Regions from separate parts of the Homo sapiens genome. Here regions 1 and 3 are each linked to region 2. Evidence: chromatin loops called from intact Hi-C (ENCODE). Cell type or tissue: endothelial cell of umbilical vein. All regions are shown on one strand. Each heading gives the region's core, and the rest is flanking DNA. Links, peaks and the distances in the headings are about the cores only.

Region 1 (4,000 bases), core at 1-4,000, 67 kb before region 2:
TAACAGTTAGGAGCAATAGTCATGGGGAAGGGTTATGACTTAGTACCTGCTCTCCCAGACCTGATGGTCTAATTGGGGAGACAGAAGGAATGGTCAAACATAGTCTAGTAGGAGGTATTCAATGATAGGGAAGAAAGGGAAGCTATAGGAACATAGAATATGATCATCTTACCCAATCTTGGAGGCAGGCGGATACAAAAATGGTTTCTACACACAATTAAGGAACAGGAGCATAGAAAAGAAAGGTTAAGTTACAATAGCAGAGATTTAGGTTAGTCTCAAAGACATTTTTTAATAGATTTGTTAAACCAAGAATGAGTAGCCATGGGACATGAAAATCATCCTTTGCTAGAATGAGCATAGGAGCATAGTGATATGAAGGAAGAGGACTGGACACTTCCATTTTGCAACAGTACAGCTAGTCAATAGTGTATCCAGGGAACTGCAGCTTGGGAAAGTAGTAAAAGTTGAGGCTGGACACTGGGGACGGGTGACAGTGAGCAGGGACCAAGCCATGAAAGGCCTTTCCAAGTAGCCTGAAGAGTCCAGGCTGTGACATAACCAGAAGTAGCAACTGGATGGAGGCGCTAGTAAAACTGGTTTCTGCCGTACATCACAGGCCATTCCTTAAACTTTCCTATTATTTCTAGAACCCATCTTTTCCCAGGGTCCTTTACTTTCCTCTGAGATCAACCCTCCCTGAGCTCTAAGGCCGAGTTCCAACACCACCTCTTTCTCCAGGAAGCCCCCTCAACCCCCTCACTGCAGGGTCTTACCCACTCCTGGGTAAAGACAGTGCAGGTATTTATGAACATGCATGATCCAGCAGTACCTATGGTGAAGTGTGATGGTGAAGAAGCCAGCAGCCAGCCTGCCTGAGTCCCAATCCTGGCTCTACCACTTGCCGTCTGTGCTTTATTTTCTTATGTGTAAAATGAGAATGATAGCTTTATTGTCACAAAATTTATCTCAGGATTGAATAATTTTATTGATGTATTTAACTTAGAGCAGTGATTGGCACAAAGTAAGCACTTAATAAATATAATCTTTTATTACATGTTGTGGCCCCCACACCCAACTGCAGGCAAAGCACATCACATGATCAATTAACTTTAGACTAATCAGGGAGTAGTGGTTAATGTTCTACCCTCACAGACAGTCACCTCGATCTGTGGCCTCATACTCTGATTAAACAATGGTCAATGCAGACTGGAAATACTTTCCTTTCATGGGCAGTCATGTGCTAGAGGTTACAACTCCAAGCCGTGATTTAGAACTAGGTCATCTTCCTAGCTCCTCTGTCTTCATCCTTGGATGACCTAGGACAAGTGCCTTCACCTTTTAGAACTTTGCTATTCCCATCTGTACACTGAGAATGAATTTCTATGAGGTTCAAAATGACAGAGGGCTAGGCAGCACTTTGCAAAGAGCTGATGCAAATGTGATTTCCGTTTCCCAATCTGCAAACCACACACCTCTCATCCCTCACTTTCACTTCCAGAAGCACACTCCCCAGACTGGCACAGCTGGTAAGCCTCCAGTGCAGGGAACAGGTATATTTTAATTTGCCCCACCCACTGACTTGATGAATTCTTTCTCTCCTCCTTCAGGGACTTTCCTAACTTCCTTCTGTAAACGAAGGAAGGAGCACATGAGCATACTGTATATAAATATGCTTGGGAAAGCTTTCTTCTTCTCCTTCTTCTTCTTTTTTTTTTTTTTTTTTTTTTCCTCAAACCAAACTTGGTTTCTGTTGTAGGCGGTGCATTCTCTAGCAGGGTAGGGCCACAGTGTGCTCTTGAAGAGGGGAGGGGAGAGGAAAAGGGAAGGAGGAGACTGAGTGATTAAGTCACCCACTGTGAGAGCTGGTCTTCTATTTAATGGGGGCTCTCTCTGCCCAGGAGTCAGAGGTGCCTCCAGGAGCAGCAGGAGCATGGCCGAGGATCTGGGACTGAGCTTTGGGGAAACAGCCAGTGTGGAAATGCTGCCAGAGCACGGCAGCTGCAGGCCCAAGGCCAGGAGCAGCAGCGCACGCTGGGCTCTCACCTGCTGCCTGGTGTTGCTCCCCTTCCTTGCAGGACTCACCACATACCTGCTTGTCAGCCAGCTCCGGGCCCAGGGAGAGGCCTGTGTGCAGTTCCAGGTAAGCCACATGGCACTCTGACCTTGGGGAGGAGCAGTGGACTCTCTGCAGTGAGTGGCAACTATTTCAGCTCTGGACAGAGGATAGAGTTTCTTGATGTATCACATTTCTTGTTTCTACATGCAGAGGAAATGTAGAGTGGGAGGGGTGGAGAGGTTCAATTTGGTGTTTATTCTCAATATTTCTAGGGAATGAACAGTCCCTTCTTTTACTGTGGGGATAACCTTCAGCCTCATATTTTTTAGATAATTATAATCATAGTATACTGGTAATTTGGGAAGATTCTTTTTATTTAAGAAAAAAACTTAAAATTACATAACTAACACGGTCATTGAAAAAAGTTAGAAAATACAGATAAGGAGAGGAAGAAAGTCATCATTACCCATAACTCTTATAGCTGACCACTGTTAACAGTTTGGGATATATAATTCTGTACAGAATTATATGCCAGATATAAAACGGATTTTTTAATGAGACGAGATTATTCTGAGTCTGCTAATATATTATGATTTTATTTATATGCTAATGAATTCACAACAACATGATGCTATAGATACACATTCCTATATGTGGATGCTATAATTTCTTTACCCACTCTTTTTCTTGGGTTTAGAACTTTTTCTCTTTTTAGAGCTTAAGAAAGAACCTCCTGCCTGGTTGTCTATCTCTAAGGTCTTGCTGAGGCCTGGGAGAAGCCTAGTCAGAAAAAGAATATGAAGTCTAGGGAGAACAATGGTAGGGGCAGCGATAGGTGTCAAGAAGAAAACATAATTCTTGGCTGGGAACAACAAAGATGTACCTCAAAACCTAAGGAATGAGTCTTTCCAGTAATATCCTTTTTAAAAATGTCCCTTCATAATCTATGGTGGCTGATTTCATTTCAGTTCAAAGTATTAAATTGCAAAGGGAAAAAAATGGGTTTTCAATGGGTTTAACTGGAAACCTAGCCTCTAAGCAATCCTGGCCAGTTTCAAAGCATAGACACCACAAGTAAGCCATGGAAAATCTGTAATTCTCGCTGCCCCATCAGGGTCAACAAACAGACTGTGATTCAGGCAGCAGCGTTCATGGCCAGATGCCATTGCTCATAAAATGTAGAAATATGCAGACAAACCGGAAATGCTGTTTATGTTAAAGAAGAACCGCAGGTCATGGGAAGTCAGACTTTGACCCTTTGACCACCAAGGGGCCAGTTTCTGCTGGAAGTCAAACTGCAGCGCCCAGTTGGTGCTCTGGGACTCTGTCCCTCTTTAGCCAGAAGGAGATAGTTGTCCTTGAATGAGACACTGAGTGGCCTCCAGAAACCTGCACTGGGGTCTGAAGGAAGCCCAGAGGCATGACAGGTTCCCACGATCAAGATGATGTCTGAGAGCCCTTGGTCAGCAGAAGGCGAGGACTGCCTTTGTCTATCTAGAAGACCAGCAAGCAGAATGTTACAGACCAGGGAGGATCCATGACTTGCCCAGCCAGAAGGTGAGATGGAGACATGCACTGTCACTAGACGGGAAGCTCGGTGAAGGAAGGCACGGGGTCTTTTTTACTCACTGCTACTGCCCCTACCTGAATCTATCACTGTGCCTATCCAATTGCAGATGCTCAAGAAATGAATAAGGCTGACACCATCCATTCCATTATCATTAAATTCATCTTCCTGGAGAGCAGATGTGTGGGGATGATTGCAGCTCTGGTTTGCCCAGGCTCTGTAACTTCTTAGTGTGTCAGAAGAAAAGGAGAGGGAAATGGGGGTGAGGCTGGGCTCATGTAGCAATCAGGGTCCTGAAAAGAAACAGCTGGCTCACTCAAGAAAGTGCATTTGTAGAAGAATATTTAAAGAGTTTGAAGGGATTTAAAGAAGGG
Region 2 (6,278 bases), core at 1,078-5,077:
ATGTTTTGATACATATTGCAAATTTTTTCCTTCACAAAAGCTAATTTATATTTATGTCAATAGTGTATGAGACGGTGGAATTCCACATTCTTTCATCGTCATTGGGCAGTCTTTTTTTTCTAAATATTTGCAAATCGATAAGGAAAAAAGGTTTGTTTGTATTTTTTGATAACTAATATAGTTAAACTTTTTTCTATTTATCTGCCATTGGATAAAATTGTCATTTTATCTTTATTGTTTAAAAAAAATTAAGAAAAAGAGCCAAAAGTGTTTTTTACTTTAAATTTTATTTTTTTATTTCATTTTTCCATAAGTTATTGGAGTACAGGTGGTATTTGGTTACAAGAGTAAGTTCTTTCATGGTGATTTGTGAGATTTTGGTGCACCCATCAGCCAGGCAGTACACACTGCACCCTATTTGTAGTCTTTTATCCCTCACCCCCTTCCCACTCTTCCCCCTAAGTCCTCAGAGTCCATTGTATCATTCTTATGCCTTTGTGTCCTCATAGCTTAGCTCCCACATATCAGTAAGAACATACGATGTTTGGTTTTCCATTCCTGAGTTACTTCACTTGGAATAATAGTCTCCAGTCTCATCCAGGTCACTGCAAATGCAGTGGCCTTTTTTCATTTCTTTTTATGACTGAGTAGTATTCCATCATCTATATATACCACAGTTTCTTTATCAACTTGTTGATTGATGGGCATTTGAGTTGGTTCCACGATTTTGCAATCATGAATTGTGCTGCTATAAACATGCATGTGCAAGTATCTTTTCCAAATAATGACTTCTTTTCCTCTGGGTCGATACCCAGTAGTGGGATTGCTGGATCAAATGGTAGTTCCACTTTTAGTTCTTCAAGGAATCTCCACAGTGTTTTCCATAGAGGCTGTACTAGCTTACATTCCCATCAGCAGTGCACAAGTGTCCCCTGATCACCGCATCCATGCCAACATCTACTGTTTTTTGCTTTTTTTATTATGGCCATTCTTGCAGGAGTAAGGTGGTATCGCATTGTGGTTTTGATTTGCATTTCTCTGATCATTAGTGATGTTGTGCATTTTTTCATATGTTCGTTGGCCATTTGTATATCTTGACAGTTGTCTATTCATGTCCTTAGCCCACTTTTTGATGGGATTGTCTGTTTTTTTCTTACTGATTTGAGTTTGTTGTAGATTCTGGATATTAGTCCTTTGTGAGATGCGCAGATTGTGAAGATTTTCTCCCATTCTGTGGGTTTTCTGTTTAGTCTGCTGACTGTTCCTTTTGCCTTGCAAAAGCTCTTTAGTTTAATTAGGTCCCAACTATTTATCTTTGTTTTTATTGCATTTGCTTGCAGGTTCTTGGTCACAAAATCCTTGCCTAAGCCAGTGTCTAGGAGGGTTTTTCCAATGTTATCTTCTAGAATTTTTATAGTTCCAGGTCTTAGGTTTAAATTCTTAATCCATCTTGAGTTGATTTTTGTATAAGATGAGGATCCAATTTCATTCTTCTACATGTGGCTAGCCAAGAGCGAAAAGTATTTTTGTTTCAGATTATTTGAAGGTTGGAGAACTACAAGTGAAGCTACCTCTAGGATCTCTGTTTATATAAAGCTTCATGGCAACAGAGAAGTTGTCTATCTTACACTGTGTCCATTTACTGGCAAGTAGTAGGCAACTCATTGAACATTTGTTGAATGCATGAAAGCCATTATCTTATTACAGTATATGACTTTGGGCAAGTAGTTTTCTAATCAGTTTCCCAGTTCATAAACTAACAAGATTGAATAAATCTATGTCATGGTCTCTTCCAAGTCCAACAATTTTTTATTCAAAGAGAGATCCAAGTAATGCCCACAAAGCATCATATGGGAAAGACTCCCTTCCTTTGCAGCTATTTCTACTGATCAGAAGAACCAGAGGCAAAAAATAATAATAGAAAATTAGAATTTAACATTCCTTTGTGCTCCTCTTCTTCCAAATTACTAGACAATAAAAGAGTTACAAAGGCAGTAAGAAACACAGAGAAAGTCCCTCCTCCCTTGAATTTGCCCTTTGGGGACTAGTGGTGGTTCCTAGTTTCAACCCAAAGTCCATATTCTCTTGTTCTGTTGGAGCCTAGATTTTGAAGTCAGAGAGAGGTGGGTTTCATTGAGCAAGTCATCAAACTCCCCAAGCCTGCATTCCTTATATATAAATTAGGGATAACCATACCCATCCCATAGGATTAAATAAGATACATGCCCAGCACAAAGCCCACTGTATAGGAGATGCTCAGTCAATATTAGTTTCCATGATGTGCCCAATTCCGAACATCTGAGGGGGCAAGCAAATGTAGCAGTGGGTTTTTTTCTAGAAAAGCCCCCACATTGGAATTAGTCATGGTTTCTGGCTACATAATTTCAGATTCTCACTCTCTGCCTCTCCTGGAGATTCTGAGAGTTTCCTAATACCCTTTCAAAAATTCCTTTGCTACTTAAATGAGCCAGAGTGGATTCCACTGTCTGCAACATAGAATCAAGACCATTATAGTTCCTATGGAAGTTCACATTTAACAGATCATTTAGTCCAAATCCCAGAAGAAGAGCTTCATTGGAAAGAAGTGTTTGTCTATCCATGCAGTGTAGCTCCTAGTCCTGACTCTAATACGGTTTCGTATTTTGCCTTAATCAACTCATGTGTAAATTGTCTTATTAGTTCAGCAGGAGCCCCTTAGAAACAGAGGCAGCCTCTTGAGATCCACTGGAAAAGGCCCAGAAGGACAAGTCACAGATGGAGAGGTAAGGTCTTGGGCCTACCACTGGAAACCCACCTAGTCCAAGGTAAGTCCTTTCAATTCCTTAAGTCTTGGTTCCCTGTGAAATAAGAAACTGGCATGTGGCCCAGGGAACTGACATGAAATCAAAGAGAAAATGGACGTGAAGAGCCCTGGTCAATCGCAGATCCAAGAAGCAACTTAAATAGTGTCCACTTCCATCTCTCTTCCCTAGAAGCAGGGATTGAGTCATGGCTTCCTCTTCTAAGGCACTTAACCCAGTGATTAGGTCTCTTGGACCGGGGCAGGACCAACACGTGGGGCATATCGCCCTCTGGTGGGCTTAAATGGAAAGGGTATGGTTTTCAAACGGGCTGCAAGGCTACAAAAACAGAACTCACAGAATCGTGGAATTTCAGAAGTGAAAGAGATCTTTGACACCATTTAGTCTAACATCCTCATTTACTGATGGGACAATGAAAGACCCAAGAGTGAGAGTGACTTGCCTAAGGTCACACCAAGGACAACTGTCAGAGCCAAGGCCAGACCTCAAACCCTCGACCCCCATCCAGGGCCAAGGTCCTTCTCTCTGCCATGAAACACCAAACCTTCATGTTTGTGGTTCATATCCCTACATCCCTGAGCCCTTGACCCAGCTCAGCCATGCTGTCAGCAGCAGCAGGTTAGCTGGATTCTGCCCAAGATTGGGTAATTTCCCCACCCAGTTATATTGTCAAAAAGTTATGTTATTCTCTTTAAAATGTACCATGTTAATGTTTTGCTTTTGGTACAAATAACCCAAGCTATAACTATGGCAACTTCTTGGAAACATGGAAAGAAAACACTTCTCAGCTGGGTGTGGTGGCTCACGCCTGTAATCCTAACACTTTGGGAGGCTGAGGTGGGTGGATGACGAAGTCAAGAGATCGAGACAATCCTGGTCAACATGGTGAAACCCCGTCTCTACTAAAAATACAAAACTTAGCTGGGTGTGGTGGTGGTGTGCCTGTAGTCCCAGCTACTTGGGAGGCTGAGGCAGAAGAATGGCTTGAACCTGGAAGGCGGAGGTTGCAGTGAGCTGAGATCACACCACTGCACTCCAGCCTGGGTGACAGAGTGAGTGAGACTCCGTCTCCATTTAAAAAAAAAAAAAAAAAAGAAAACACTAGTAAGCATAACTGGATAATTCTAAGAGAAAAGAACAACAGAATACCTGATTTCTACACAAGTTAGAGAAAGACCCTTTATTTTAAAGACCAATCTCTGCCACAGGTGTTTATCTATGAAGCTAGAACAGTTCAGAGGGCTTCAAAGCAAACCCTCCTCATGCCAACACAGCTGCCAGCCCACGCATGATTTCCATAAGAACCCACACTCAAGCAGTTCCAATTTGCCATTTTAATAAATGCCGAAAGAAGCGGTCATGTTGGGTCTTTGCAATGGAGAGGAAATGTCCTTTTTAATGGGATTTTTGGAAGTCTTTATTTTCTAAGTCCCTTTGGAAACTAAACACACATAAACACACACACACACACACACACACACACACGGAAAACTTCAACCAAAGTAGGATTCAAATAAGCCACCTGAGTTCTGTCCCCAGAAAGAGCAGGTGGGGGAAAAAGTGGTAAGTAGGTGAGGTGATGGATATGTTAATTAGTTTGATTTAATATTTTATGACATGTATATATATAACCATCACATTATACCTCTTAAACAGATACAATTATTATTCATCAATTGAAAAAAAGAAAAGAAAGGAAGGAAGGATAGAAAAGAAAGAAAGCAAAGAAGGAAGGAAGGAAGGAAGGTAGGGAGGGAGGGAGGGGAAGGGGGGAGGGAGAGGCAGAAGGGGAGGGGAGGGGAGGGAAAGGGAGGGGAGAGGAAGGAAGGGAGAGGAGGGGAGGGAAGGCAGAAAGGAAGGAAGGAAGAGAAAGAAAAAGCAAGAGAAACCTTGAGTGAGTCACTTGTCCTCCCACTCTCTGCATGGCCTAGCTTTCTCGTTGATAGTAGAGGGCCATCAGGTAGGCCCTGCTAGCTTTGCAGGGCTACTGAGAGAATCTAGTGCAGGAGTCCCCAGCCTCCAGGCAGTGGACTGGTACTGTCTGTGGCCTGTTAGGAACCAGGTCACACAGCAGGAGCTGGGCGAGCATTACCACCTGAGCTCCCCCTCCTGTCAGATCAGCAGCAGCATTAGAGCACAAACCTTACTATGAACTGCGCATGAGAGGGATCTAGGTTGTGTACTCTTTATGAGAATCTAATGCCTGATAATCTCAGGTGGAGCAGTTTCATCCCGAAACCATCCCCTCAACCTTGTCAGTGGAAAAAAATGTCTGCCACAAAACCGGTCCCTGGTGCCAAAAAGGTTGGGGACCACTGATCTAGTGGACTTTGTCCAAAGATCACAAAGCAACACAAATGTACAGATTTTTAATCACCCACAGTGGAATAACCTGGCCATTCCTCTCATTTCTTGACGAATCCCTGAAGCTTAGCCTGATTCACTGCTCTGTCTCTTTACTATTATCACTCAATACTAACAATAGCTGATAGCAGCATTATTTTATGAGGTTTGCATGAGTTGAATCAATCATCACAAAAACTCTATAAAGATGTCACTGTTAATCATTACCACTCCAAAGATGGAAAAACTTAGGCTCAGAGAGGTTAAGTAACTTATCCAAGATCGCACAACTCATAAGTGGAAGAGCCAGGGTTGAACTCAAGTCCACCCAACTTCAGAGTCTATGCTTTTAAACCCAACCCCACTCTGAAGATCATCAATTACATATGTGTATGCAGACCAACTTCCTTATCATCCTAGTTAAATTCCAGCAGGGACTAGGACTTCGGGTATCAAAAGTCAAAAATCACTCAAAAGGTTCTGTTTTGGGTTTGAGCCCTGGGTGGTATCCCCCCAGAGGCACATCTAAATTAAGTTTTCATAATCGTTCTAAACATTTTTGTGTCACTCTGCCTCCTTCTAGCAACATAGGCACAGATACTTAATCAGAGCCTGATGGGAAGTAATACCACATTGGAAGCACATTTGGCTTTTTCTCCTTCTGAAAGCAATATGATATTTTTAGAAAGAATAAAGGCTTGGGAGTAAGACAGACCTGGATTAGAGACCCAACTCTGCTGTCTCTTCTACCTGTGTGATCTTGAATGTTATTCATTCTGGGTCTCATTCCCCTAAACTTGAGAAATGTAGAGAATAACATCAGTATCATATTGTTGTCATGAGGATTAACTCAGCCTCAGCTAGAGTTTTTAGCACTGTGTCTGGGAAGCACATAGCAGGCATTTAAGAAATGACAGCAATTAGTAGACAACCAGCCTGCCAAATACAGAGGCTTCCTTTTCTCATGTGCCAACCCCAGTAGCAAGAGGTGAGAGCAGACACTGGGGGAGAAGGAGACAAACATCTGTGACCCACAGCATCCCGTAGCAAGACATGCATGGGTTTTGGACTGATTCCCAGCTCTGTTTTGTGACTTGGGCAAATTACTCAATTTCGCTGAGTCTCAATTTCCTT
Region 3 (4,000 bases), core at 1-4,000, 270 kb before region 2:
TATAGTGGATTTTTCCTGGATGTGGGCATCAGTTTTAATTAAGGCAGGCTAGTTAGGGATATGGGAGACTGGATTCAGGGGCCCATTAACTCCTGGAGCACTAGGTTAGGGTGGGGAAGGAATCAGGAAGCCTCCCTCAAGGTGACTGCAGCTAGAAATGAAGACCAGTGGTAAGGCCAAGGGGAGGCTTGTGGATGGACACAAGGGATGACAGTGTGGGGAGCAGAGGTGAGGATGGAGGTAGACCCTTGCCTTGAAGGCTTGGCGTCCTGGAGCCCAGCTGAGAGTTGCCAAGGGTTTTCAGCCCCAGATGGCATCATCAACATTGCTCTTTAGAAAGCCTGCTTCCTCACTAGAGATGCATGTGCCCCTGGCCACCTGTGCCCCCCAGCCTCAATGGGGTACCAGGGGTGCCCTGCATGTGCCTGCTGCCCAGGTTTGGGCTGGCAGGACATATAAGCAACCAGCAGAGGGCTCACTCCCCTCATCCTCCTCCCTCCCTAGGGAACTCCCAGAGGAATTACAATCTCTGTAAAGGAAGTAGAAAAAGGCTTTCTTGAGAATTGTTTCAATCCCACCAGGATGTAACATGGATTTCAACATTTTACAGGAAAATAAAACCACACACATGCAGTCAAAATAAGCAGCTCCGACTGGGCGCAGTACCTCACGCCTGTAATCCCAGCACTTTGGGAGGCTGGGGTGGGCGGATCATTTGAGGTCAGGAGTTCGAGACCAGTCTGGCCAACATGGTGAAACCCCATCTCTACTAAAAATACAAAAATTAGCTGGGCATGGTGGCGCATGCCTGTAATCCCAGCTACTCAGGAGGGTGAGGCAGGAGAATCGCTTGAACCCAAGAGGCAGAGGTTGCAGTGAGCCGAGATAGCACCACTGCACTCCAACCTGGGCAACAGAACGAGACTCTGTCAAGAAAAAAAAAAAAAAAAACAGCTCCCACATTTGCCTAGCACATTTGCCCAGCACATTTGCAATTACAGGTTAAGAAATTGTTTCTCAGAGTAGTGAAATGACTTCCCCCAAGTTCACTCAGCCTCCAAGTGTCAAAGCTGGGTTCTCTGACTCCTTGAGTCACAATGCCTTAAGGAACATCCTTCTGCACAATTATTCTTTCATTCACTCTTCCAATTAGGACACTTGGAGCACCTGCCATTTACTGGTTCCCTCATAACACTTTACAGTTTGCAAAGCCAACGTGTTTATAACAATTTCTTTACAGTCACCATCTTTTTAGTGAGAGCTGAGCTCAAATCCCATGTTTTCCAATTACTGGATCATCTTGGTCTAATTGCTTAATTCTTCTGAGCATCCATCAAAATGATCATGAAGTGTACCTACCCTGATGAGAATCTGTGATAGTTTAAAAGAGAAAACCGACAGCATCTTGCCTGGAGAAAATGCTGTCAACACAGGTTTGTCTCACTAAAAATTGAAAGGCAAACTAAACATTTGGGTAAAAATCCTCAAGTCAACCAGCAGATGGCAGCCTCCACCTGGCTTCGGGAGGGCACTAACCAGGCACTCCTGGTAGATGTGTTGAAGTGGATGGGGCTGATGTCTACCGGACTTCTTAGGCTCATAGACATCTTTAGGTAAACAACTTTGCCTTCATGCTAATCCTTCTCTCAATAAGAGGCTAGAACCCTTCCCAGAAGTGGGAAGGAACTTGGCAGGCCTCCTTTTATGTTCTTGACTCCCCATCTGCTACACAAAAACGAGCACCCTCACCCTACCACCTCACTGATCACCTCTTGCAGGTGTACACTGGGGTGGGGGGACAGGAACATGAGACACAGGGAGTTTCTGGCCTTTGTCCAGTCTCCATTCAGGTTTGGCAAGGACCACCAACCGTTGTCTAACATGTTTAATGCCTCCATTGTATCCATGTCCCATCACTCATTCACCTGATTTGACAGCACCGTATTGTTGGTTGTGAAGGCCCAACATGCACATTTTTTGTTGTTCTGTGCTTGTCCCTTTGGCTTGTTTCTGGCCCCTTAGCAAGAAGGCTTTGATCCTCCTGCCCTGACACTTAACTCACTAGCACAGGGTGAGGCACATCTAAAAATGTGGACTTGTTCCTGTTGCTGTTGCTGTTGCTGTTGTTTTCCTTTACATCTCTGAAGCCTGGTTTAGGTGATGATCCCTGTGGATTATTCTAAGCAGCTTGGGCAATGTTGAGAATAAAGTCAAGGGCCTTGTGTCCCCAGCACTTGCCTCCTAGAGCCAGTCTATGACCCCAAAGAGCTGTAGAGCGGTCCTGTAGGAACACTGAGCTGTGGTCTACTACTCCACTGCTGAACCCCTCCAATGCCGGCCTTACGGCTCAGAGGAAAGTAGCCTGAGACATCACAGTAGCCTTCAAGGCCTATATTCCCTGACCTCAACCCCCCTCTCATGATACTCTAGACACGCTGCCTCCCTGCTGTTTCAAACCCAGCAAGCGCACTCCCACAGCAAACCCTTCTCCTGGAATGCTCTTTCCTCTAACACATGCATGGCTCACTCATTTCTTTCAGCCATCTCCAATGTTATCTTCTCAGCGAGACCATCCTCATCATCCTACATAAACACACACACATCACACCTATATGTGCAAGATCACACATGCACACACAAACAACCCTCCCCATTCCCAGTACTCATAGTGCATTTTCCACCTGACACAGTACTGGCTTACCTATGTATGTGCATGCTTTCTAGGAGTCAAGCTCCATGACAGCAGGCACTTTGTATGTTTCCCCCTGCCGTGGCCCTAGCACCCAGAACAGAGCCTGTTCTATTATTTCTCAATCATTACGTGTTGACTGAATATATGACCTAAGAGGAGAATGCAGCCATCTGTAGCCTCACTTATTGTCTATTCAATTTGTTGAGTGCCAACTATATTCCCAGATCATCATTTTAAAGCTGACACAAACTCAGAAAGGAAGTGATTTTCCTGAAGCCACCAGGTAATCATTGTAGATTTGAATTCAGTTCTCACTCACCCCACACCATGACCTCAACAGATAGGAACCTAAGAATGTAATTTAAAGAAACAGCAAAGGAATTGTTCTACTAAGAACTAACAGAGGCAGCCTCTCCTAAGGAAGGACGAGTTAATGGGCAGAGATTGTTTGACAATTGAGAGATCCAGCAGGATATTTAGAGAAAAAAAAAAACCATAAATATCGGTCATTTCAAAAACAGAACCTGTTATATTTCCAACCAGAATAACTTCTCCAGAGACTTCATACGTGGTCTCTTGGAGAGCATTCTCTCAATTTAGGACAGAGGTCCTTACACTGAGAATCACCATTTCTCATGGATCAGTGGGAAAGGGGGCAAAATTAATTGACCTTTCAAGCCTTTGATTTACCATCTTTAACTAAAATAGATTACTCAGATGATGGGGGCAGAGAGCAAGGGGGAATTTCCCAGGTATGGTAGGAGCGTAGCTACACTGGATTCACTTGATTATGCTCTCAACAGCTTCTCCAATAAAGGCCTCTGTTTCCCAGTGTAAAATGAAGCTTTGCTTATCCCCAGAGGCATCGGCTTTTCATGTATTTTTCTGCCACCAGGGCTTTCTGAGTAGCCAGCAAAGAACAAGGCAGAGCAGATCTTCTGGGTGTGAAAGTGGTTTGGGAAAGAGACACAGTAGACCCAGCTCAGCAGGAGCTGAGGATCACTCTCCACCTGGACACCCTTCAGGTGAGCATCAGAGTCAGATTTGAAAATGTGTCTCCACCAAAAAGCCACATTCAAAGGTATCAAAGAGCCTTCAGCTCAGTGCTCATCTTTCTTTTGCAAGTCTCGGTTAGCTCCAGAGCAGGCTGCGGTGTTCAGCACTCCATCTCCAATGCTGCATCCCCAATGCATAGCACTTGAACATAGTAGTTGCACAATTAAGATCTCTATATTAAGAAATAAATTTATAATAGCTGCCTGGAGGTTATTGGAAAGGATTCAGAGGTCACGACCAGGCTACCAGGAA

Evidence for each region. Hi-C counts contacts between places; a loop is a spot of excess contacts. Peaks named below come from ENCODE experiments on the same cell type or tissue, not always from the same donor. Only the 100,000 strongest peaks of a DNase experiment are listed, where the experiment ranks them.
Region 1: a loop joins it to region 2, with 7 times the contacts of the local background. A loop is called at or near these places in 6 of 110 quality-filtered maps.
Region 3: it touches region 2 in a loop (11-fold over the local background); 95 of 110 quality-filtered maps call a loop at or near these places.

Annotation. Positions count from the first base shown.
Region 1 is chr9:114,803,946-114,807,945 of GRCh38, reverse strand. It overlaps TNFSF15 (TNF superfamily member 15), which reads left to right and starts at 1,907. Exons shown (of 4, transcript NM_005118.4): 1 at 1,907-2,143. The coding sequence starts at 1,934. In endothelial cell of umbilical vein, for the core only: no CTCF peak of the experiment used is centred there; DNase peaks (open chromatin) are centred at 2,095 and 3,225; H3K4me3 peaks cover 1,742 bases; H3K27ac peaks cover 2,613 bases.
Region 2 is chr9:114,735,826-114,742,103 of GRCh38, reverse strand. No RefSeq gene overlaps it. Among named protein-coding and RNA genes, the nearest start is that of TEX48, 57 kb to the right of the region's middle. RefSeq lists an enhancer at 3,069-3,118. In endothelial cell of umbilical vein, for the core only: a CTCF peak has its summit at 3,054 (motif pointing left); a DNase peak (open chromatin) is centred at 3,023; H3K27ac peaks cover 324 bases.
Region 3 is chr9:115,011,693-115,015,692 of GRCh38, reverse strand. No RefSeq gene overlaps it. Among named protein-coding and RNA genes, the nearest start is that of TNFSF8, 83 kb to the right of the region's middle. RefSeq lists an enhancer at 1,413-1,602. In endothelial cell of umbilical vein, for the core only: CTCF peaks have their summits at 457 (motif pointing right) and 1,501 (motif pointing right); a DNase peak (open chromatin) is centred at 1,512; H3K27me3 peaks cover 167 bases.